Linked DNA regions of Mus musculus: region 1 is linked to region 2. A link is a loop called in an ENCODE intact Hi-C map of the cell type or tissue named here. Cell type or tissue: left cerebral cortex. All regions are shown on one strand. Links, peaks and the distances in the headings refer to the core of each region. The heading gives the core; the rest is flanking DNA.

Region 1 (12,831 bases), core at 1,777-9,776, 81 kb after region 2:
CTACTAATGGCATGGGACCTCTATGCCATTTGGATTCCTCACAGCATGTCAACTAATTGCAGAGGGAAGGTCAGACTTCTTTCATGGCATCCCAAGTTCTAAACATAATCCCACCTAACAAGATGAAAATTGATGTCACCTTTTATGGCCTGTTCTTGGAAGAAGTCACATGGTGCCAAATCCTCTTTGTTCTATTGATTAAGAGCAAACAAAGCCTGCCTGAGTTCAAAGATCAAATGGGTTCTATCTCATTTAGTTTTTTTCAGTTTTTATTTGTAATTCATCTTTTACACTCCATATTCCATTCCCCACCCCTCCCCTCCCACCCTCCAACTGCTCCACATCCCACACCTCCTCCCCACCACACCCGGTCTCCACATAGATGCTCCCACCCTCCACCCCACTTGGCCTCTAAACTCCCTGGGGCCTCTAGTCTCTTGAGGGTTAGTTGCACCGTTTCTGAATGAACATAGACCTGGAAGTCCTCTACTGTATGTGTTTTGGGGGCCTCATATCAGCTGGTGTATGCTGTCTGTTTGGTGGTCCACTATTTGAAAGATCTCAGGGGTCCACATTAATTAAGACTGCTGGTCCTCCTATAGGATCGCCCTTCTCCTCAATTTCTTTCAGCCTTCCCTAATTCAACAACAGGGGTCAGCTGCTTCTGTCCATTGGTTGGGTGCAAATATCCGCATCTGACTCTTATAGCTGCTTGTTGGGTCTTTTGGAGGGCAATCACAATAGATCCATTTTTGTGAGCTCTCCATAGCCTTCGTAATAGTGTCAGGCCTTGGGAGCTCCCCTTGTCCTAGATCCCACTTTAGGCCTGTCACTGGACCTTCTTTTCCTCAGACTCCTCTCCATTTCCATCCCTGTAATTCTTTCAGACAAAAACAATTATAGGTCAGAGGTGTGACCCCCATCCTCACTTGATGTCCTGTCTTTCTGCTGGAGGTGGGCTCTATAAGTTCCCTCTCCCTACTGTTGGGAATTTCATCAAAAGTCCCTCCCTGTGAGTCCTTGAAGTCTCTCACTTCCCAGGTCTCTGGTGCACTCTGGGGGGTTCCCCCAACTTCCTATTTCCTGAGGTTGCCTGTTTAAGTTCTTTCTGCAGGCCCTCAAGGCTTCAGTCCTTTTCCCTCACCCAATACCAGATCTAGTTTCCCCCTCCCCACCCACTTTCCCTCCTAATCCCCTCCCTTCTTCCCCACTTATGATTGCTTTCTTCTCTCTCCCAAGTGGGACTGAGGCATCCTCACTTGGGCACTTCAGCTTGTTGAGCCTTTTGAATTCTGTGGACTGTATTTTATGTATTCTGTATGGTTTTGTGGGGGGGCTTTTTCTGGCTAATATCCACCATGCATGTTCTTTTGTGTCTGAGTTACCTCACTCAGGATGATATTTTCTAGTTCCATCCTTTTGCTTGCAAAAAGTCAGGATGTCCTTGTTCTTAATAGCTGAGTAGTATTCCATTGTGTAAATGAACCACGTTTTCTGTATCCATTCTTCTGTCGTGGGACATCTAGGTTGTTTCCAGTTTCTGGCTATCACAAATAAGACCGCTATGAATATAGTAGAACATGTGCCCCTGTGGCATGGTAGACCATCCTTTGGGTATATTCCCAAGAGTGGTATAGCTGGGTCTTCAGCTAGATCTATTTCCAGTTTTCTGAGGAACCTCCAGATTGATTTCCAGAGTGGTTGTACCATTTTGCAATCCCACTAGCAATGGAGGAGTGTTCCTCTTTCTCCACATCCTTTGCAACATGTTTTGTCGCCTGAGGTTTTGATCTTAGCCATTCTGACTGGTGTAAAGGTGGAATCCTGAAATGTTCAAGAAGATGAGTATAGAAGATTTGCTTTGTTGCAGCATTTAGGAAACTGTCCTCCTCTCTGTGCTTGTTATTTCTTTTCTTTTTCTTCATTCATTCATTCACCTTTATTTCATTTCCTACAACTGTTACTAAACACCCTGACAAAGAACATAGGGGAAGATGGGTTGATTTTTCCAGGATACAGTCCATCACAGCATGATATTCACAGGGGCAGGAACCTGAAGGCATAGGTCATATCACATCCGAAGTCAGGAACAGGGACCTATGAATGCAAACCATTGTTCCATTTGGCCTTTCCTTTTCCTCCAGCCCAGGACTCATCCAAGGAAATTACATCACTCAAATTCAGGATGTGTCTTCCCATTTAACCCAAGGGAGAAAAATCCCTTACAAGCATGTCCACAGCCAACCTAATCTAGACAACTTCTCACTGAGATTCCCTTCCCAGGTGAGCCTAGATTATATCTAGTTTTTAAAAACAAAATAATTAACTACCATATTCTGTATAGACCACCTTGTGTTCTGTAGGCATTATATTGTCTAAAATAACCAAATAATATGACTCTCCTTTGTAGAAGTCTTCCGGGGCTCCTCATTATATCTGGGGGCACTTCACTATAGCCTAGAAGACTTTCAATATGCTGGTTCACTCCTGTGTACCTGCTATGGTCTTCATCCCTTTGCCCCTCCATCTGGAATGTTTCTTCCCAGATCTTCAGAAATCCATCTCCTTCTTGTCCTCCAAGGTATCACTTAAGTGAAACCTGCTTGAAGGTAACCTCCCTGAGTTACAATCACCTGATAAAAAAGTCCCAGAACCCAGAATTAAGCTAAATGATCATATAACAGATTGAGCAATATGAACAGAGGCACTCTTGCTTCCAAAACTCGGAATTTTTTGAGACACATTAGTTTAGCTAGATGTTCACTAGACACTATTCTAAATCATGAATGCATAAGGGATATCTCTGTGAAAACTCCAAGAAAACCAAGCTGCAGAACCTCCATTGTCACATGGCCAGCACAGGCTCTACTATGGTGATTGAATACTAGGTCTCCAGAAGGATGTCACATGCACTGACCCTCAACTCATGCAACTCAAGAACTCTTTCTGTTCTATATCATCTCCCTCCCCACTTTGCAGAACGCTTCTCCAAACATTATGTTCTATCTCTGTCCCTGGCCCATGCCCCCCTAATGAGTTACAAGAAAAACCTATGGGAGGGCTTGCTGTCCTAGGAATGAGTTGATTGGATGAAATTGAGGTCACACTTTTCACTAACACTCTGGATTGGCTGTCAGTACTGCTCCATTCATTGTAACTGAGTCTTGCAAATATTCAAGCCTCTCATTTAGATGTATGAATTATATTCTTTAGAGCAGTGAGTCATTAAGGCCAAGCACTGCTGAGGATTGCATTTCGTTATTGGGCCAAGAAACTCCAAGGCTGGCTCTAGGCCTGTTCCCATATAGTAGAAGTGTGTCTCCAGCTTCCCAGAAGCAGTCTGGCTGGCACTGGGTTGGGGGAATGGGTTCACTAAAGGGCTACAACCTGCAGCACTCAAAGGAGGTGATTCATCTCTGATGTCCCAAGCACTCAGTTCCCATAACAGATCTCTAAAACTAACAGGAAGGAAGTAGGTTAAAGGGTTGCATTTTTAGTAACTGCCTGTCTCTGATAATGCATGTTAAAAATTATTTGGGGCTCGATTTTTATCAGAAAGCAAAAAAAAAATATATATATATATGACCTAACTAAAATCGGTCATCTTTCTCATGTACCCACCCTATAACCACAAAAGAAATGTAAGTTTGATTTTTAACAAAACAATCCTCAGTCTTAAAGAAAAGATGAGCACACCTTCATAGTCACAATGGCAGCTCCTTGCTATGACACTATAATGGCACTGAGCTCCGTGGATATCTTAGCTCCAGGGACTGTCCTAAGTGTGTCACAGTTCTTCTCTAGACATCCCATGAGTCAAGTTTATATTGTCTTTGTTATACAGAAGAGGAAACTGGGGCACCATACTGACATACTTAATTACCTCATAACTAATAAATAGAAGAACACAGATCTGGAATCTGGTCACTAGACTCTGAACTGTGACTCATCTAAAAAGCTCAGCGCTGATAGGCAGTCTCTCCTGCCTGATGAGCCTGGGGACACAGGCTCAGAGACAACCTTTTACCCTTTTCTGTACATATAAACTACCTGCAGGTCCTTATCAAACTGCAGGTTCTGCCTCATCCTGGAGTCAGGTAGAAGCTGAGATTCAAACACCTAACCAGTTACCAGAGGATGCAGGATGCATGATCCTTCACCATATTTTGTAGCTTTAAACAATAGTTATCAACTGTTGTTGCATTCTTGTCATGCTGGGAAGGTATTAAGAACTCGGGATACCCACATCTCACCACTGAAATATGTACTACTGATAGATTCAGGAATAAAGGAAACCATTGTTTTCTGTTACCTCACTAATGACTCTACCAGGTTCCAGTGGATAGTTCCAGTCCAGTATGGATCGCAAAACAAAACAAAAAGTCATGAATCTGGGAAAGGGACTTGTAGATAAGAGCTGATGTAAGTCATGAATCTGGGAAAGGGACTTGTAGATAAGAGCTGATGTAAGAATGGAAGGGGGCAAGAGAGGGTGTGGGAGAAAGTAGCCAGAATATATTGCATGCATAAATGAAACTGTCAAAGAACAAAATCAATCTAGAAAAGAAATCCCCAACTTAATAAACCAAGCTAGGTAAGGGAGAGTTCAGTTACGGTTTTATTGCTGCTAAAGGAACAACATGACCAAGGCTACTTTTATAAAGGAAAACAGTTCATTGAGGCTGGCTTATAGTTTCAGATCTTCAGTCCATTATTATCATGTTAAGAAGCATGGCAGCATGCAGATAGACTTCATGCTGGAGGAGGTAAGAGTTCACCATCTTGATCAAAATGCAGCCAGAAGGAGACTGCCTTCTGCAAGCAACTGGGAGGAAACTTGATTCCACACTGGAAAGAGCCTGAGCATAGGAGACCTGGAAGCCCACTTACACAATGATGCACTTTCTCCAAGGTCACACCTCCTACTAGTGCCACTTCTTGTGGCCAAACATTGAAACACATGAATCTATGAGGTCCAAACCTCTTCAAACCAACACAGGCCAGTATCGGTATTTTGAGTGTTTCCAGTTTCCAGTTTCCAGTTTCAAGCTGCAAATGCAACTCTAAGAGTCTTGAGCTTTCCAGGGAACTAGTGTGAGGGGGAAATCAGGTCTTAGCTCACCAATGAAATGTGGGAAGCTTCAAAACAATAGAAATTTCCAAACAAATCATTATCCATAATAGGTCATATCAGCCTTTCAATTTGTACTGGTCCAGCTTCCTTTCAAGGTAGACATCAGTGCAATACCAGAAGTGAACTGCTCAGAACTGTCTCCCCATTTCCCTCATCACCCCCCTATATACACATACAGACACTCTTTAACATTTCACCTATCTGGATCACACCATGTTTGACATTGAACTTGGAGAAGGCCATTCCCACCTGGTATGCCACCCTCCCACTAAGGCTCAGAAGGGAGCACCTCAATGCTTTCCCTGACGCCCACATCACTCACTGGATGGAAAGTGTGAACATAAACACCCTGGTGTGGTTGAAGCATTGAGAGCTGCACCAGCTGTCTGTTTCTTATGACTCAAACCAAAACATTCACAACTGACAAATGGGAGAAAAATAAGAAGGAAGTGTGTCAGGGTTGAAAAAAAAAAAAAAACTAGGGCAAAGAACAGATGCCAAAACTGCCATAAGATATGGGTCGCATTTCTCAAAAGTCTACTCCTTTCACACGCATCTGCCCCCCATACTGCAGTCCCTCTCTTTGTGACAGCCTCCCCTTGCTTTTTGCTCTTCTTGCTCCCTCCCCTGGTTTTCCTCAGCCCTCTCTTTTCCTTTGGGAAGGGAAGGAAAATTAATTAAAAAGATCTTTTGGAATAGATATTCCTCTCTGTAAAGGCCTGGAGGTCGGTGCAGAGCAAGACATAAATAAGCTGGCTCGTGGAGGAGAAAAACACAACAGGCAACAGCCTGATCAATTAGGGCGAACTAGAGGACTCTTGTTTAGAAGTACCCAAGCAATAGATCTCATCAACAGAAACGATGCTACGAGAGGGGTGGGGGTCGAAAAGGAGGCCAACAGATGCATCCTACTGCATTCAGAGAATTAGTTCTCCCAGCAAATTGAACCATCTGAATGATGAGCACAGTTGAGTTTCTCTGGAAGATCATATGCACCAAGCTCTGCAGCAGTGTCCCCATACTCCTGAAGGCATGGCCTCCCACTTGACTATGTGGCATGACTTATGGTCCTGAGAGTCTCTAAGCTATAGGGGTGTCCTACTTTTCTGGGAACATCCCTGGTTTTAGCCCTATAGGCCTAGATGATCACTCTGGTCCTTCCATCAGTTGGACACAGGTCTTAGGGAGCTTTAAGAGGCCTCTCTTCCCAAGGCTAGACTCCTCATCCTCCTTCCCAAGGACAGACCCTCAGATAGGCAAGTGAGCTGCCTAACAATTCAACAGTGCTACATCTTGTCTGAGGATTATGGGGCAGTTACCCATATCTAAAATAGCTTTGAGCAGTAATTGTCAAGAATGAATGCCAGAAAGACAAGCAGTCTATCTCTTTCCATTTCTAACATCTACCGAAAGGCCAAATGTTCTGTTAGGCTTTAGCAAGGTCTAAGAGCAACAAAGGAAAACACCAATGAGGGACAGGCCCGGGCTCCCTCAGGAAAAAAAGCAGGCAGAAAGTAAGCACATGGGAAACCCTATTCATATTTCTTCCTATCCTCTGGCTCTTGTCTTTGAACGTCACCCAATTTCCTGAACCCTGGCTTTAGGTCCCTGTAGATATTTAGCCTCCACATTCATGTGGGCTCTCATCTGGCCAAGACTTAGATCCATCAGACACACCTGTGAGAGTGACCTCACCTCTTAGAGACTAGGAAAATCTTGGATTATGCTCATTTATAAATAAGAGGGGGAGGAGAATGCCTATGGAAAAAATTTAACAGTTAGGCATTAAGTTTGCAAGAAGTTAATGATTAAAACTTATGTGTATATGCCAGCAAGATTTTGATGAAGGGACCCTGGTATAGCTGTCTTGTATGAAGCTATGCCAATACCTGGCAAATACAGAAGTGTATGCTCACAGTCATCTATAAGATGGAACACAGGGCCCCCAATGGAGAAGATAGAGAAAGTACCCAAGGAGCTGAAGGGGTCTGCAACCCTATAGGTGGAACAACAATATGAACTAACCAGTACCCCCAGAGCTCGTGTCTCTAGTTGCATATGTAGCAGAAGATGAACTAGTCGGCCATCACTGGGAAGAGAAGCCCCATGGTCTTGCAAACTTTATATGCCCCAGTACAGGAGAATGCCAGGACCAAGATGCGGGAGTGGGTGGGTAGGGGAGCAGGGCAGGGGGAGAGTATAGGGAACTTTCGGGATAGCATTTGAAATTTGAAATGTATATAAAGAAAATATCTAATAAAATAATTAAACTAAAAAAAAAAAAACTCATGTGTACAGCCACCATTGGAAAATTTCCAGTGTAAAACCTTCTGTTATAATAATCAGGGTCAAATAAGCCTACAGGGTTCACTTTGGGTTCACTATTCGTAAGTTGACACTACTAACTCAATATCATCCTGTTCTCTGGTGCTCTCTCTCTCTCTCTCTCTCTCTCTCTCTCTCTCTCTCTCTTTCTGGTTCTCTCTCTGTATGTGGGTGGGTGGGTAAGGAAAAGAGAGGGAGTGGCTTTGTTGCCACTTCCCTTGGTCCTCTCCTGGCTGAGAGAGGACAGCATGAGGTCCAGCATACTGAGCACTGAACATCCAGAGCAGAGACTGACCTGAGGACCTCAGAGTCCTTTAGATTTTACATAAACATTCTCAATTCCTTCCTCCAATCTCCTTCTATCTCTCACTATAACAGGACAAGGCTATGGGTCACTCCTCCCATCAGCTCAGCGTCAGCCTGTGGGCTGGTTCTGGCTAGGGGAGCATCTGCTGCTTGCCCACAGAATAACTGCTTTGTCGTTCTTTGCTCAGTGAAGCTTTCAAGCACTCTTAGGATAAAACAGGAAAACAAACTTTTGTGATGGGGCTCAGCTTGCCCTAAAACTATGTTTACTTAGACTTCAAATAGGACTTGTAACATCCAAAAACTCAACAGAGAAGGCATCTCCAGACTGCCATATGGGTCCTAGGGAGAAATGTGAGCCCTCCAAATAGAAAACATGGAAGGGGTCTGAGGGAGAATGACTCTCCAGTGAGAAGATGGAAGATCCACACACTTTTTGTAGTTGTTTGAATTTGGTTATTGTTGATGTTGTTGCTGCTGCTGCTGCTGTTGTTGTTGTTGTTGTTAAACTGTCCTACAGTAAATATTTTGATCATATTTCCCCTCTCCAATTTCTTCCAGATAATTCCCACCTCCTATTCACCCAAATTCTCTCTCTCTCTCTGTCTCTCTCTCTCTCTCTCTCTCTCTCTCTCTCTCTCTCTCTCTCTCTCTCTCTCTCTCTCTCTCTTCCCCTTCCTCCCCTTTTTTCTTTTTCCTCCCTCCTTTCTCTTTCTCCCTGTTCCTTCTCTTTCTCTCTCTGTCTCAACAAAAACAAAAAGAAAACTTTTCGACCTCCAAATTCACAGAGATCCACCTGCCTTCTCACCTTCAATGCTGAGATTAAAGGCATGTGTGACATGCCCACCTCAAGAATATGCTCTTTTATAAAATAATTATAACCTTATTCAAGAGCAGCATTCTGTGGGTAAAGAAAACAACTTTTACAGATGATATTTTAATCCAGTTTTGTTTGGTTGGTTAGTTGGTTGGTTAGTTAGTTAGTTAGTATTTAGTTAGTGTTTAGTTGGTGGGTGGTTGGTTGGTTGGTTGGTTGGTTTTTACAAGTGTACATCTCCCACATACTGTCCAATCTCTTTTCATTCTAAAGAGCAAATCAAAAACACTGAAAGCAAGATCAACTCTTAAATAACTTTTTCTAGATTATATCAATACCTTGCTGTATCCTGAGCTCTGGAAGAAATAAGAATATCTAAAGTTAAGCTCTAGTTTAAGATCTCTTCAGAATTCCAATCTCCTCCTTGCATCCAATTCTCTCTAAGAAACTTCTGGATTTCTGCAGGACCAGAGAGCATTGGGTACTTGAACCTCCAGATCTTTAGGACAAGACAGCTACATCAGTCTGGCTTCTGGCCTCTAAAGGACCAAAGCACCAGTGCTTGGGTTCCAGATTTCGGCAGGGATTCAGGTTTCCAGAACAGAGAGCCCTAGGCAAGCAGGTGGCAAACCTGGACCAGAAAGAATGAGGGCTCAGCACCCCTCCCCATTTCTACTGCACCAGTGAGCACTAGATAACTAGGATTCCAGCCTATATGCCTACTGGAACAAAGAGCACCTTATATCCAGAATGCCAGTCCATTGGCCTCAGCAGTCAGTTTAAGGCCAATGCTCTGGCTCTAGTGTGTCCAGGGTCACTGAGAAATTGTAGATCTGATTCTAGTTATTGTTGCGCGCGCTCAACTGGCCAGGAAGAACGACGCTGCTACAGGATCCTTCTGCACACGTTTATTCAGTCCTGTTTCTTCTTTCTCTATATTTCCCTTGTTTATATCTCCCTTGTTTATATCTCTCCCTTGTTTATATCTCCCTTGTTTATATCTCCCCCAAACCCTGGGCCTCTCACTCCTTTTATACTCTCTCTCATCCACGCACTGCAGGCCACGCCCCCTCGCCAGTCACGAGGCTTCAGCTAATCAGGGCAGCAGGGGCAAATCTCCACCAAATTGGATTCACCTGTATCCTGGTACACCTGCGCAGCACTCAAGATGTTTGTGTCTTATATGAGGAAGTCAGGTGCAAGTCATATGACTTAGCTGCAGTCCCTGGCGCCTTTGGGACTGCCGCCACACCTGCTCCCCACAATTCCCCCTTTTTTCTTTTTTGGCAGAGAGAATGTCTGTAGATAGCCCCCCGCAGCCATGCCCCTTACCCGTCCTTGGGTGACAAACAGCATTGGTTTGATCCCTGTCTTAGGTTGGTGACATGCCCAGGGAGTCTTATCACTGACTACCTCTCAATCATGCCAAGCCACTCCTGGGGAGATTGTGTTTTGCTTGCGGCAGGTGCATCAAAAGGCCAGGATGTTAATTAACCTATGGCCAGATCTTAATTGCTGCAAGCAAGCCTCATGGGTGAAGGTAGAGGTCTGATCCCCAGTGTGCAAGCATAGGGGCCCTACACAAAACCATCCCTTAGGCTCATCACCCAGAGAGGTCTTGGCCAGCTCCCGTGTCGTTTTTCCTAGGGGAAGGGAACTAGGACACTGAACCTTCATGCAATCAGACATGCCTTCCACAGGATGCCAACAGCAAGCTATCCTCTGTGCAGTGCTTAGCCTCGCACCCCACGGCATAACGCAGCATAATTTCTTTTAGAGCGGCAAACCGAATCTGAGGAGATTGTCCCGCCTCCACTGCAGCAAAAGCCTACGCTACCATGGCGAAAGTGCAGGCCGCACACTCTGCACCTAACACATGTGCCAAACACAAAACACACACACACTATAACAAGCATACATCCCAGGGCTCTCATCCCCACTCATCTTCCCTGAAGCAAGGGATAGATAGCCAGAGGGGCTATCTCTTTAAGGGGAATTCAGGGATCAAAAAGGCATGGAAAAATTTGAACGTCATGTCGAGCTGGTATCGGCTTCTGGAACACCGAAAGGATCTCCCATCTCGGCTCCATCCTTTGTGCTTGTGGGATCATCCACCACATCCACAGGGGCAACTGGATCAGGACGCTCATTCTTGCAGCGTCTCACCAATCTCTCCAGCACCCAAAGAGGTTCTGTCTGGTCCTGTGGAAACACACAAACAGACCCTCTCGCCCACGTCAACACCTGATCCTGTCGATCCTCTCCAAATCTCCGGACAGAAGGTCCACCTACAGGTGGCTGCTGAGGAGGCATAGGGAGAGGACGCAGAAGCTAATTCGCCTTCCTCCTCCGCCTCAGCTCTTTTATTTTGTCCTTTCTGTCCACCTGATAACACTGTGTCTCCTTTCTTTTTCCTTTTTCTTTTTAAGCCCTTCTCTTTTTCCGACATACTTTCTTGTTGCTCTATAAGGATTTTCTGACCTGTCTTGACTGCCTCTACACACAGTTTCAAACAGTAACAGAGTCCATATATCAGAACAAACAAGACCAAAACTATCAGACCTACCCACAAAGGGTCAACGGGAGAAAAAAACATAACTACACAGCGAGGATCTATTGATCACTACGCTGAGGTTATCATAGTTCCTTAACTTGTCCCCAAACCAGGAACCTTAACTTGTCCCAAAGCCAGGAACCTTAACTTGTCCCAAACCGGGAACCTTAACTTGTCCCAAAGCCGGGAACCTATCGTTACTTTGTGCCTGCTTCCTGGCAACTTTATATTCCCCTCTATTTTATCCGAGGTCCTTCCCAAACTCCTGGGTTACTTTGTGCCTACTTCCTGGCAACTTTATGCTCACCTCTATTTTATCCGAGGTCCTTCCCAAACTCCTGGGGTCGCAAGTTTCACTCACCGTGAACTTACCCTGCCGGCAACCACTGACTGCTGAAAGTTCTGAACTCGGTGGGGGAGTCGGTTCCCCGTACGGGCCACCAATTGTCGCATCTGCTCTCGACCAGCAAGAACGATGCGACCACCAGTCCTTCTAACAGCAGTTTATTCAGTCTTCATCTTTCTTCTTTCTCTTCATCAGTACCGTTCCCCAGCTGAAGAGTTCTGAATCCACGCCGGATCCTTCTCAACAGTCTGTTTTACGGGAACCTTTATTAACCACTCCTTCCCCGTGATGCAGTTCTGAATCCTCCCTGTAGCAGGGGGTCTTCACTCTTGCCTGAAGATGTTTCTTTTCCCGGGTTTCAGCACCACTTGTTGCGCGCGCTCAACTGGCCAGGAAGAACGACGCTGCTACAGGATCCTTCTGCACACGTTTATTCAGTCCTGTTTCTTCTTTCTCTATATTTCCCTTGTTTATATCTCCCTTGTTTATATCTCTCCCTTGTTTATATCTCCCTTGTTTATATCTCCCCCAAACCCTGGGCCTCTCACTCCTTTTATACTCTCTCTCATCCACGCACTGCAGGCCACGCCCCCTCGCCAGTCACGAGGCTTCAGCTAATCAGGGCAGCAGGGGCAAATCTCCACCAAATTGGATTCACCTGTATCCTGGTACACCTGCGCAGCACTCAAGATGTTTGTGTCTTATATGAGGAAGTCAGGTGCAAGTCATATGACTTAGCTGCAGTCCCTGGCGCCTTTGGGACTGCCGCCACACCTGCTCCCCACAAGTTATCTCTGAGTTCATTCCAAGTGTGGATCTATGGTGTCTGAACTTTCATATGTCCCTGCAGGGTCTGGAATCTCTACTGCCATGGTTCTATGGGTTACTTTGGGTGTGTGGCTCTAATTGTAGTCCCTAGAGAGTAGGCAGACTGCACTGGATCTAAAGTTTTTATTCTGCCTCAAGTAGAACTCTAGAATCCAAGGGATGGTGGAGGTTTTGACTTCATCTGGTCACCTTGGTGCCCCACCCTTGGTCCTGCTGGCACATAGCCATGACACGCTAGCTCATCTGATAGTCAGCACCAGTTTCACCAGTATGTAGACATGAACTTCATGCAAACATTCCTCTAGGAAGATTCATAAAAAAAGCAGAATTCCAGTAGGCTCAGAAGAAGGAGTAAAAGCAATGTTTCTTTGAGAGGTGTATAAAACATGACAAAGCAACACAAAGGATAGGATACAGCCACTACCCAGTTCCATCACAAGTCAACTCCCCTAAAAGGAATCCAAAATTACAGACACACCTGAAATATATGAGAAAAATTAAGAGTCTTGCTAGTCAAGAGA
Region 2 (12,831 bases), core at 2,995-10,994:
GTAGTGTGCTGGAGGAGACCACTGGGAAGGAATTCTCACCCCTCACCAGTTCCCATAGACAAGACCTAGGAAGGTAAAGGACACTGCTTTTCTGGGACTCAACTAAGGAAGCTGAGAACATGATTCAGCCATACTAGTCTTCACAAAGGCCCCTGTGCTTTCTTCTCTGGGCCATGGACCTGCTCTTTCTCTACCAGGAAAGTCTTTCTGTCCCTTGCCCATTTTCTTGGCTAGTTCTGGTCATTATTGCATTCATAGCTTGTATGTTTTCTCTTCTGGCGAGACAACCTATAAATCATAGGGCCCCCTTCACCGCCAATGAGACTGTCATTTACTGTATAGAACACAGTGCAGCATCTACTCTAAATCAGGGAGCTGCCTCCCTTATTTTGTCCTATAACTTTTATAACCTGTGCTCATTACGAATCCAGCTTTCCAGCAGCCCACCCATACATGCCTTAATAGGAAATAAAGCGCAGAACTCAGAGGATCACACAGGGGCAGACTCCTGATGCTTAGGATGTCACCAACACAAGCTTTCCAGTGCAAGGGCATTGCTTACCTTCTTTTTATTTTCTTTTTTAATATTTTTATTAGGTATTTTCCTCATTTACATTTCCAATGCTATCCCAAAAGTCCCCCATACCCTCCCCCTCCCACTTCCCTACCCACCCACTCCCACTTTTTGGCCCTGGTGTTCCCCTGTACTGGGGCATATAAAGTTTGCAAGTCCAATGGGCCTCTCTTTTCAGTGATGGCCGACTAGGCCATCTTTTGATACATATGCAGCTAGAGTCAAGAGCTCCGGGGTACTGGTTAGTTCATAATGTTGTTCCACCTACAGGGTTGCAGATCCCTTTAGCTCCTTGGTTACTTTCTCTAGCTCCTCCATTGGGGGCCCTGTGCTCCATCCAATAGCTGACTGTGAGCATCCACTTCTGTGTTTGCTAGGCCCCGGCATAGTCTCACAAGAGACAGCTACATCTGGGTCCTTTCGATAAAATCTTGCTAGTGTATGCAATGGTGTCAGCGTTTGGATGCTGATTATGGGGTGGATCCCTGGATATGGCAGTCTCTACATGGACCATCCTTTCATCTCAACTCCAAACTTTGTCTCTGTAACTCCTTCCCAAGGTGTTTTGTTCCCAATTCTAAGAAGGGGCCAAGTGTCCACACTTTGGTCTCCCTGATAAGTGAGTACCTTCTTTTTTTAAAAGGCATTTTTATTAGATATTTTCTTCATTTACATTTCAAATGCTAGCCCCAAAGCCCCCTAAACCCTCCCCCTACCCTGCTCCCCAACCCACCCACTCCTGCTTCCTGGCCCTGGCATTCCCCTGTACTGGGGCATATGATCTTCGCAATACCAAGGGCTTAGCAGGAGAGAGACTGTGTGTAGATCTGGGAGTTCTATAGGCCCAGGGACATGGAGTTCTTTATAGTAACTTGTCATAGTCTTTATATTGATGGTTATTTTTTAGTATAAAAGTTACTTTTACTCTCTCTCTCTCTCTCCCTTTCTCTCTCTCCCTCTCTCTCTCTCCCTCTCCCTCTCTCTCTCTCTCTCTCTCTCTCTCTCTCTCTCTGTGTGTGTGTGGAGAGCCATGCCACGAGCAATCTCAAGCATGCCATGAGCAATCGCCATTATAAGATGGCACTGGCTTCCACTGCGCCTAACTAGTAAACAAGCCTTATGTGCAAGTGCAAGAGTGAACTCACGCCTAGTCACTGCCCATCTCGCAGTGTAGTAATGGGGTGATGGGCGAGCAACGAATCAGGAGCTGTCACACCACATCAGGTGCTGAAACGTCATGATGCGGGCTATATAAGCAGCACCATTTTCCCGGCTCGGGGTCTTCCCTCCTGATAAGTAAGCAATAAAAGCTTTGCCGCAGAAGATTCCGGTTGTCCTGAGTGTGTTCTTGCCGGCGGGGACAAAAGCTCGGGATCTCTCTCTCTCTCTCTCTCTCTCTCTCTCTCTCTCTCTCTCTCTCTCTCTCTCTCTTAACTTTCTGTCCAAGAGCATAATGGGCATATGTCAGACTCTAGGTTTTACATGATAATACCATTGATGGTGAAGAAAGCTCTAGGTGTCTAGATAGAAGGGCCCAAAATTCTCTATCTGTATTGTTGGTCTGCCCACATTTCCCCTCTGTGTGTGCCTCTGCCTGTCCCTTCTTCCCTCTCCCTCCCTCCATATCTCTCTAAACCACTTAGTCCCCCTACCTTGACAGATACATGGAAACAAAAAAGACAGGAACTGAACATATATCAGAAGTATGCAGCAGTCATCCAAATTCAGTGACAATTTGGCAAACATCTATTGAGTTGTTATGAGACCTGACTTCTGGAGACACAGAATTCTTGTCTCAAAGATATTATAAGGTAAATAAATGTAAATTTCTCATCTTTTATTAAAATTATCTTCCTTATTTAATCCTCTTTTACTTCAAACTTATTCTATGGAGGTGGGATTTTTTTTCCACCTTATGTTATGATTTTCATTTTTAGGGCTTAGTTCATCTATGCTTGTTGTTTGAATACATGTCCCCAGTGGCTACTTTACTGTGTGGCTTATCTCTAAAGTGTCATTGTTATCATCCTCAACATGACTATTGCTAGCTCATTTGCAGCAAATCTTGGTACCCTGAAGTCCTGTGATATACTTCAAGTACCTAGAACATCTTGATCCAGCAGCCTAGACTTTATTTTTGTAGGATCCTGGAAATTCAATGCCTGGAACCACTTTGATGATATTCCCTGGATTTTGGTGCATCTGGACCCCCACACTGAGTTTGGAGCTGGGTCTGACTTTTCACTTCCCCTTAATAATTTTAATGCTGGTGGGTAGAGGATTCCTAGTGCCCAAAGCCAAGGGGCTCTGCTATTTATGGAGGATGGGCCACTCCTAGCTCTTGCATTTCTTCTCAAGCCTTGGATGAATAAGAATAAAATCCCAAACTCTCTCTGTCTGAACCCCCAGTCAGTTGCTAGCAGTAAAATCTCTTTATGATACTCAGTCCACCACACTGGATGTTTATGGTACCTAAGGGCTTCACTTTCCTTTCTTTCAAATATAGGGGCTTTATTGTCTGACAGAATGTCTGTACCTTGCCGTGAACAAACTGTCACTGTGTTGCCAGAAAACCCAACCAGAAGTCATTGTAAAGAATTTTTATTATTGTCTTTTTTAAAACAGCATGGGGTCCTACAAGATTCCACAGCAACTTCCTTCACTGGCAATGCTGTGAACTTGGAAATGTCTGTTACATACCAGTGTCCACCTGATGCCTCTGAGTCAGGTAGACTTAGATGATGTTGAAGGAACCAGGAGCCTGAAACTCTTCAAAAAAATTCTTTATTCTGCTTGATGGACAGCACCCTCCACCATGGGACAGGAGCAAGAGTAAGGAAGGTCACAGATGCCTCAGGAAACACAAGGAGGACTAGACAAGAAGAATGGTGTGCAAAGACAAGGGACAGGGGACAAGGACAATGAATGACCGTGAACCCTGCCTTGTCCACACCATGACATCCACTGATTGTCAAGGCGAATGAAAGGTGAATGGAGAAGAGCAACTCACGGGAGTTCTCCATGAAGGACTGTCTTTTTCTGTATCACATTAAAACACTTTTTGTTTCTTTGATTTTTCTCTCTTTCTTTTTGATAGGGAGAGATAGAGTCTCACTCTATAGCCCCCTAGGATTCACTAGCAACCCTGGGTGACCTTAAAATCATAACAATCCTCCTGTCTTGGCCTCCTAAGCTCTTAGATTACAGAAGATTGCACTAATGCCCCTGCTCATATGGGTGCATGTGCATCCATGTGTGTATATGTATGTGCAGTTATGCATGTATGCATGTGCCCGTGCCTGTAGAGGTCAGTAATTGGTGCTGGGTTTCTTCTTCACTCACTCCCCACCTCATTCTCTAAGACAAGATCTGTCACTGAACCTGGAGCTCACTCACTCAGTGAGGCTGCTGTGAGCTCTGAGGATCAGCTGGTCTCTGCCTCCACAGAGCTACGATTACAGATGTGCACTATTGCATGTGGGTTTTACAAGGGTTCTGAGGAGCAAACCTCAGGATTTCATGCATATCTAGGAAGCACCAACTGAGCCATTCCCCCACACACACACACACACACTATTGTGGGTTTTTTTTTCTTTTTCTTTCTTTCTTTCTTTTTTTTTTTAATTTTAGAGCAGTTTTGGGTTTATAGAAAAGTTGAGCCTAAAAGTATGCATTTCCCTCCTCTGTTATTAATGTCTTGTTGGATGTGACACATTCGTTATAGCTGATGAGTGAATTTTAAGATGTTGTGATTGCCTGAGGTCTATGGTTTACATCTAGTTTCACTACTCATGACATATTTCAATGGGTTTTGACAAACTTTTATTACATTTACTCTCCATTACAATGACAGTGCCATACAGAATACTCCCACCAAAACACTCACTTCTAAAATATACATCTCTAAACACTATATTTCTATCTTTGTAGAACTATTCAAGACAATTGGAAGAAGATATATCACAGCGTGAATATAAATGTACACCATAGTCTTATTTATTCTTAATACTTGTTCCTCAGCTGGTGGCACCAAGCTGATATTTGGGAAGGTTATAGACCCTAGAGAAGATGCAGCCTAGGTAAAGGAATCCGAACATTAAAGGTTGAGTCTTGGAGTTTATAGCTCACCTCAACTTCTGTCCCAACTTTCTCTGTTTCTTGACCCAGGAAGATGAGAAAACGTTTCACTGCCCCAGCCCAAGCCAGTCCCAGATCTCCTTTCTTTCTATCACCACAAACTGTGTCCCCCATAAGCTGGGATCCAAAATAAATTCTTCCTTTCTGAAGTTGCTTCTGTCAGGTTTCTGGTCTGAGAGATGAAAATGGTAATATGAAGTATCTGCATACCCATGCTCATGCCAGCATTATTACCAGCAGTCAAAATATGAAAACAATTAAGTATCTACCAGTGTATGTTAGGATTAACGGAATGGGCTCTATGTACACATGTGATTAAATATGATATCTACACACCATGGAGGACTACTCAGCCATGCTATAACATGGACACTAGGCCAAGTGGAATAAAGCAGTCAGAAAGTATCACATATATGATGAGTTCATGTACATGAAGTACCTAGAATGGGGAGATTAATACAGACAAAAAATAGAATAGAAGTTGCAAAGGCTAGACTTTACCACTTAATGGGGATAGAGTTTTAGCTGTGGAAATGAGAAATCTCTTTGGTGGATGCTGCTGCTGATTGACTCCAACATGAATTACTTGATGCTATAGAGATATGTGCTTTAACATGGTTATCTTGGAACTAAAATAATAGTTCAATCAGTATGGAGTTTGTCACATAAACAAGAGGACCTGAATTTGATCCACCAGAGCCCAAGATGGGGGCAGAGAAGATGAGAGTGGTGGTGCATACGTGTAATCCTAACTCAGCTTTTGGGTGGTGGAAATGAACAGATTTCTGAGGCTCACTGGCCAGACAGCATAGCTCATTTTGCAAGTCCTAAGCCAATGTGATACATGTTTGAAAAATACAAGATGGATGAATCAGAGAAATTACATCTGAGGTGGTCCTTTGGCATATACACATATATACACACATGTACACATACATATGCAAACATAAAAACATGTACAAACCCACCTACAAAAAAGTTACAGTGGTAAATTTTGTGTTATGTATCTCATAGGTCTAATTTCCAAAAGGAAAATATTTTGTTTGCTTTCTTTTTAAATTTCATTTAGCTTAGATGTGATAATTATACACATGTGCTATTTCAACATACACATTGTCCGACAATCAAGTCGAGGTATGCAACATATCTGGTACCTCACTCATTTATCAGTTCCTTGTGCTGAGAAAGAAACATACTAGTTCTCATAGAGGCTACATAGGAAAACTGCCACATGGTGGAGGGGTGGGAATAAGAACAGGAGGGATGAGGTAGGGGAAGGATGGATGGAAAGAGTACTGGGGAAAACCATTGGACTCAGGGAGGGGGGCTAGGAGCATCTCTGAGATAAGCTAGAAACTTAAGACAATAGAACATCCCAGGAATCTATGAAGGTAACCCTAGCTAAAACTCTGCCATCTCCTGTAACCAGGCAAAACTTCCAATGGAGGGATTGGGACACCAAGCTAGCCAGAAAATATTAGACCAACAATTTGTCCTGCCTACAGGATATGCGGGGAGGGGGGATGGAGCAGAATTTGAGGGAAGGGCCAACCAATGACTCTTCCAGCTTGAAACCCATACCTTGAGAGTGAGCCCACCCCTGATCCTGTTGATGATATTTTGCTATACTTGAAGACAAAGGTCTAGCATAAATATCATCAGAGAGGCTTCACCGACCAACTGTTGGAAGCTGAAGAAGAGACCCACAGCCAAACGCTGAGTGGAGCTTGAGGAGTCCTATGGAAGAAGAGGAGGGAGGATTGAGGGATTCAGAGGAGTCAAGGACACCACAAGAAGACCTAAAGCATCAACTAACCTGTGCCTGTAGGGCTCGTGGAGACTGAACTGCCAGCCAGAAAGTATGAATGGAATGAACATAGGCTCTCGGCACATATGTGACAGTTGTGCAGCTGGGTCTTCCTGTGGAATTCCTAAAGCAATAATAGAGGCTGTCTCTTGACTATCTTGCCTGCCATTGAATCCTTTTCTCCTAACTGAGCTGCTTTGTCTAGCTTCAGTGGAAGAAGATGACCCTAGCCTTGCTGTGGCTTGATATGTCTTGAGTGGTTGGTGCTCATGAGAGGCCTCCCCTTTTCTAGAGAGAAAAAGAGGAGGGGTCGGAGAAGGGAGGGAGAAAGAGATACTGGAAGGAAAGAAGACAGGGGAAGCTGTGTTTGGAACATAAAGTGAATAGATAACCTAGAAAAAAGGAAGAAAAAGGATAACTGCCATGCTCAGGTTATAGACACATTTACTTATCTATAGCTTCTGGTGCCACCTGGTATGACCAACTCTGCCAGCTTGTGCACATTTCACAAAAGCAAAGTCTCAAAAGGTAGTACCACTCTACAGCATGGTATGAAACAGCAAGCACTCGCCATTCCTACAAGAGACTCCAGAGGAGAGAAGACGAGCTACTGTGACCATCACCAAGAGAGAAGCATTGCTCTCCTGGTCCATGAACCACTCCGGGTTGAGAAATCTGGTTGGAATGATGATTTTCTTCTGTAACAGCCTACAGTCCTACCCGATTTTGGCTTGAATGCACAATCAGCGATTGGCACTCTTCATTGGTGGTAGAACAAAGACAACACCATTCTCTCCCACATTTGAGTTTGGGCCTTTGACAATTGGAACCCAACTGGAGGCATTTTCATCCCGTCACACATTCCTCCCTCCACCCTCAATCATAGTCTCACTCTGTTCCTGCCAACCCATAATGACATTGCTGTCCTGTTCCTCTTGTTCTGCCTGCCTTCCCTCCCTCTCCCACTCCCCCAACACACAGGTGGAAATTAAAAGCCAGGTTTGGCAGTGCTGGAAGTCATAGACTGAAGCTAGAAATAAATTGAAATGAGCAAGCTGCAGCAACATAACAGGGCCCTGTGCCCAAGGCTTGACAAGCCACCCACACCAGTTCTGCCTGCTCCCAACAATGTGTTATGATTGCATAGCTGAGTCACCTAGCCCAAATGATAGTAATTCAGCTCAATCATGTCAAAAATCGAAATTGTGCAGCCATCTGGCCACAGGCTTACTCACCTATTAGGGACACCCATTGACTTACTTCTGGCATAAAAGGTCACAGAAGGTGGGTGGGTAAATGAGAGGCTACGGAGAGAAGGATGGCACTAAGTGCCTGTAGGCCGTGGGTTTGTCTGTTCTACCTTTTAGAAATAAACAGGGAAGCTGAAGTACTGGACGTAAGGAAGATTCAGAGTAGGTTCCCCTTCCCCTTTCTGCTTCTGTGTTCACTCTGTACTCTCTCCATTACAAAACCAACTCACTCTGAGGTGACCGCTTTTTGCCAATGCACTTGGGAAGAAAACAACAACAAAAATTAAGACAAAGGGCAATATTTAAAGGTGACAGTTTTACAGGAAATCTGCACTTTCATAAATTGCTATTTATAAGGTAAATTAATACAGTTTGGGAAGAACATGTTGGCAATAATACATCAAGACTTTTTAAATTGTTGAAATTCCTTCGCTGTCTGAATCTGTATAATTCATCTTCTAAGTCTGTGGCCTAAGAAAATAATCAGAAATAAACACAGAAATATTAATATCACAAGAATGTTTACTTCAGCCTTATTTATAATAGGAAAAAAGATAGAAATCAAAAGAATAAATGGAGAGAGAAGGGAAAGAAAATCAAACATCCTACAAAGAAATGGCTAAGTGAATTATAGCCATACATCCAACTTACTAGAAGACAGCCATTAAAAACCATACCTTCAAAAGAAGTTTAATAGCATGGGAAAATGTTTATGACTTTGCAATATATGCAAGTAGCCCATAAAACTTCATATATAATGTGAATTGTGTAATGCTGAATCATATTGAAAATTGCTTTTTTAATAGGTTGAGATGGTTGAATGTTAGATATCTCCTATGATACAAATCAAGAAAGATAAAATAGTTATTATAAACAGAAAAATACAAAAGTGTTATGATTTGTTCTGTTGATTTTTAGTTTCCTTTTGTTTGTTCATTTTTTATAACAATGCTCTCTGGCAGGCCTTTTGCACTGGGGAGTAGTTTTTTTTTTTTTTTCAATGAAAATTTCTAGAGGCCATGATAAATCAGTTCCAGAAAGCAATGTGCTAGAGCAACTGTAGACTGCTTACAGGAGCATCCTGGGATTGTCCCAATTCTCCATTATCAGGAGTAGTTGACATCACATCATATTTGGAGCTTGTTAGAAGACATGATGGTAAAGTTTACACTACAGAACTTTATAGATGCTACAAATATGAACCTATTTTTCCCAGAACACTGGCACAGAGGTCTGGGGATTTGGACAGCCCAGGACCAGTCCTGTCCAGTGCAAGAATATCTCTGAGGCCTTGCTTGGCAACAATGAGATATTAACCTTCAATCTCCTGACTCTATCCTAGAATTTCCAGGTTCTGAGCTTCTACCTACCAAGCTATCTGAGCACAAAGACCTTCTGTGATTCTTTCCTATAAGGACAATCCTTGGGGTGTATAGGTCCAGGTGGGTGCATATTTCATTGTCATTTAATATTTGCATTTAATAATAATAATTTAATAATGAATTAACAAATTAACATTTCTTTTTTTCAAATTAACATTTCTAAATATGTTGTGCCTAAGACAAACCCAAGTTCCGCGTGCTGTTGAGTCAGTGTTGAGAAACTATGATGCCAAGAGAGAATCATGGCTGTGTAGATTCCTCTCTGAAAGGAGCTCCTGTGTCAACTGTCAGCCTCTGACTTCATACTCACAATTTTATGCTCCTTCCTGGCATTTTCACTTTACTTATTAATATTGATAACAGCATCTGCTCGGGGCTTGGTATATGTTATATCATCCAGTCCTCCCAAGAACCTCTTATGCCACATTACACATTATCATGTTCTTAGCACTTGATATCTTTGAACACCTTTCCTTTCTTCAGAGCCATCTCTCCTTTCTAAGGGGGAGAACATGAGTTTCCTCACTCATTCTTGACCAATTAGACACTGTTTCAGTTAGAGTTTCCATTGCTGTGAAAAGACACATGACCAAGGCAGCTCTTACAAAGGCAAACATTAAATTGGTACATGCATACAGTTTCAGAGGTTTAGTCCATTATCATCATGGCAGGAAGCATGGCAGCATGCAGGCAGACATGGTGCTGGAGAAACCAAGATTTCTACATCTCATCCAAAGGCATCCAGAAGGAGAGTGTCTTCGACAGGCAGTCAGGAGGAGGGTCCCTTGCACATTGGGCAAAGCTTAGGCAAAGGACCTCAAAGCCAACCCCCACAGTGATGAACTTCTCCCAACAAGGTCACACCTACTTCAACAAGGCCATACCTCCTCATAGTGCTACTTCCCATCAGCCGCCACAGATATATTTTTTAAAATCTTTTATAGCAATCTAGTGACCCAAAACATTAAGCTTCTTATGAAACCACCGTGAAGTATCATCTGGAACATTCACATCCAACCCATAACTTTTTTAGCAGAACAAGCTGCACTATCAGAGTCCTATAGAGTAATACAGACCTCACAGTAGCCTGCCAGCCTGAAAACTTGGCCTCATAGCCCACCTACAAAGTTGGGTACAGTCAGATTCTGAAGTGGAAGTTTCTGGTTAAGTCATGTGATGCAGACTCATGTGGTCTTTTGCTGAGGTAAGACCCATGGGAGGACATGTGATGTTTGGAGAGAGTTTTAGTAGGACACAATGGACAGTGTCTGGTGCTTGCATAGCTTGCCTTGCAGTGCTTCATTGGTCTTGTGTCTTCAGTGAACTTCACTTCATTGAGCAAGGCACAGTAGAGAACTTCTCCTAGCATCCTGGTTGATTCTGTTCACTCCAGCTCCATGCTGGCCCACTGCTGATTTGTGTTTGGGAACACTTTTAAACTGAAGTATTGGTATCCTGACAAATGGAGACTGGAATTGCCCAAAAGAACTACTTTAAACAGGTCCACATCCCCTTATCCTATTTCCCATCCTTTTTGCCCTGTCTTTGCACAGTGGGTTAGAAGTAGAATAGAGACACTTGAGAACTCTTATTAAAAATAGGTTTTTTTAAAACCTAAGCCTACAAGATACCTATCTCAAACTGTAAAATTAACCTCCAGAATAAATTTCTGTCAGTCTCAAGAATTTCAAAACCTCTTTAGACTTGTAGGTAAAATTTTTGCCACATATAGCATACTATCAAAATCCTTTTTTGAAGATTCAGATATGCTAGGTTATTTGTCCAGGCTCACATAATTTTTTCCTGGACCCCAGAACTTTCATTTTAAGATGCTGCTGTAGTTTACCACACCACACCTCCATCCCTCCTACATCATGAATATTACCCACACTACCACCTCCATCATGAATACTATCTATACCAACACCACCTCCCCCATCCCTCCTCCATCTCGAACATTATCCATACCACTACTTCCAACCCGCCTCCATTGTGAATATTATAGGAAGCTACTCTTGAGCTTCAGATAAGTTGAGCTCCTTTCTCAAGGGAATATACATGGTTATTTGTTAGTGAACCAGGACTTAATCTCTGGGCAATTCTCATACAGACTCTACCCTCTGCTTCTAGACATCCTGAGTCTTGACTCAGCAAACACATCCCCAGCACTCCCTGGACCTGGTCCTCCCCTTTTCTATGTGGGTGATGGTCTTGGCCCTCATTACCTCCTGCCCCTGTCTTTTCCCTGACCTAAAATGGACTTCCCACTCTTCCCATTTTGCATCCAAACTCTACTCCCATTTCTAGAGCCACAAATTAAGCACCATCTGCTCCCTGGGGACTTTTTCTCAACTGCATCAACTGACATGACCAAGCAATTTCTCTGAACTTCCATGAATTCATATCCTTTCTGAACTATTAATTTAAGAATATCACTCTGAGCTGCCTGACACTGTTACTAATCCTGTTGCATTTTCACAATGACAATGACAACCCTTAGAAGACATATGCCCCCCTCTCACATTTATCATGAAGCTAAGTGCTACACATACAGCAGGCACTCCAGACACATTTCTAGGCAGACATATGAATATGAGAGCAGTCAGCTTGTCCTAATTTACAGTATGAACCATGTGACATGTTATCCTAATACTGCTTGTTTGGTTCTGTTTTACTTCTCCAGACATGTAGATGTTTAAGAGGAAACTCATTAATACTGTTATCCCTTTGTCAAGTTGTCAATTCCATGGGAACCCAGCTTCCATGTACAGGTTAAATAATATAAATTGTTCTCCCAGATTGGAAGGTTCTAGAATCCCCAAAGTGTCTAGGAAAGAGTGAATCTCAGATCCAGCTCTACAGCCTTTCCATACATTTCCCCCTGCTCATTAAGAGCAGTAGTGTGCAGTCCTGCTGTGCCCGGCATCTGTTTCTTTGACTCCCCAAATTGCACTGCAAAGTCATCTGGCTTTGGCTCTAACATCCAACCCTCTCTGATTCTCCCATTTTCTCAACTGTCATATCTTCACCATGCTCATCTCTCTTATATATACACTTATGCCAGGGTATTCCCTGTGTGATGGGATCAGGAGATGGGCCTTGAGGAATTGATTAGGTCATGAAGATGAAGCCCTGGTGGTAGATTAATGTTCTTCTATTAAAAGACACCAGAGAAGGAGTGTGTGTGTGTATGTGTGTGTGTGTGTGTATGTGTGTGTGTGTGTGTCCCTCCCTCCCCTGTAAGAGCACAATGATGAGAAGACAGAAGACTAGAGAGCCTTCAGTAGAGCAGCCATGATCCTGAATCCCCAACCTACAGGACAATTAGTAATAAGTTTATCTTATTTAAGCCTGTGACAGTCTGTTACAACTGCCTAAACTAACTAAGGCATACTCATTCATACCTTTCAAAATGTTGTCCTGTGCCTCATATGCCCAACTCCTGTGCATAATACTCTCTCCCTACTAGGTACTTCCCACCTTGGCCTTGCCTATGATATTCTTGTAGCCAATAGGATATAATCAGCCTCTTGAAGAGAAGGCCTCTTCCTGCCCCACCCCCCATTACCCTTTCCTCTTCCTCTTCTGGCATAAAAGAGACCTGAAAGTAAAGCAGACCTTTAAAATATCATGAGGAAAAAAAAAATGCTGGGTGTGGTGGTGCACGCCTTTAATCCCAGC

What was found. A loop is a pair of places that touch in the nucleus more often than their neighbours do. Peaks named below come from ENCODE experiments on the same cell type or tissue, not always from the same donor. Only the 100,000 strongest peaks of a DNase experiment are listed, where the experiment ranks them.
Region 1: it touches region 2 in a loop (5-fold over the local background); 2 of 42 quality-filtered maps call a loop at or near these places.

Annotation. Positions count from the first base shown.
Region 1 is chr7:76,040,613-76,053,443 of GRCm38, reverse strand. No RefSeq gene overlaps it. Among named protein-coding and RNA genes, the nearest start is that of Agbl1, 180 kb to the left of the region's middle. In left cerebral cortex, for the core only: no CTCF peak of the experiment used is centred there; DNase peaks (open chromatin) are centred at 3,173 and 5,483.
Region 2 is chr7:76,122,547-76,135,377 of GRCm38, reverse strand. No RefSeq gene overlaps it. Among named protein-coding and RNA genes, the nearest start is that of Agbl1, 100 kb to the left of the region's middle. In left cerebral cortex, for the core only: no CTCF peak of the experiment used is centred there; a DNase peak (open chromatin) is centred at 7,580; H3K27ac peaks cover 653 bases.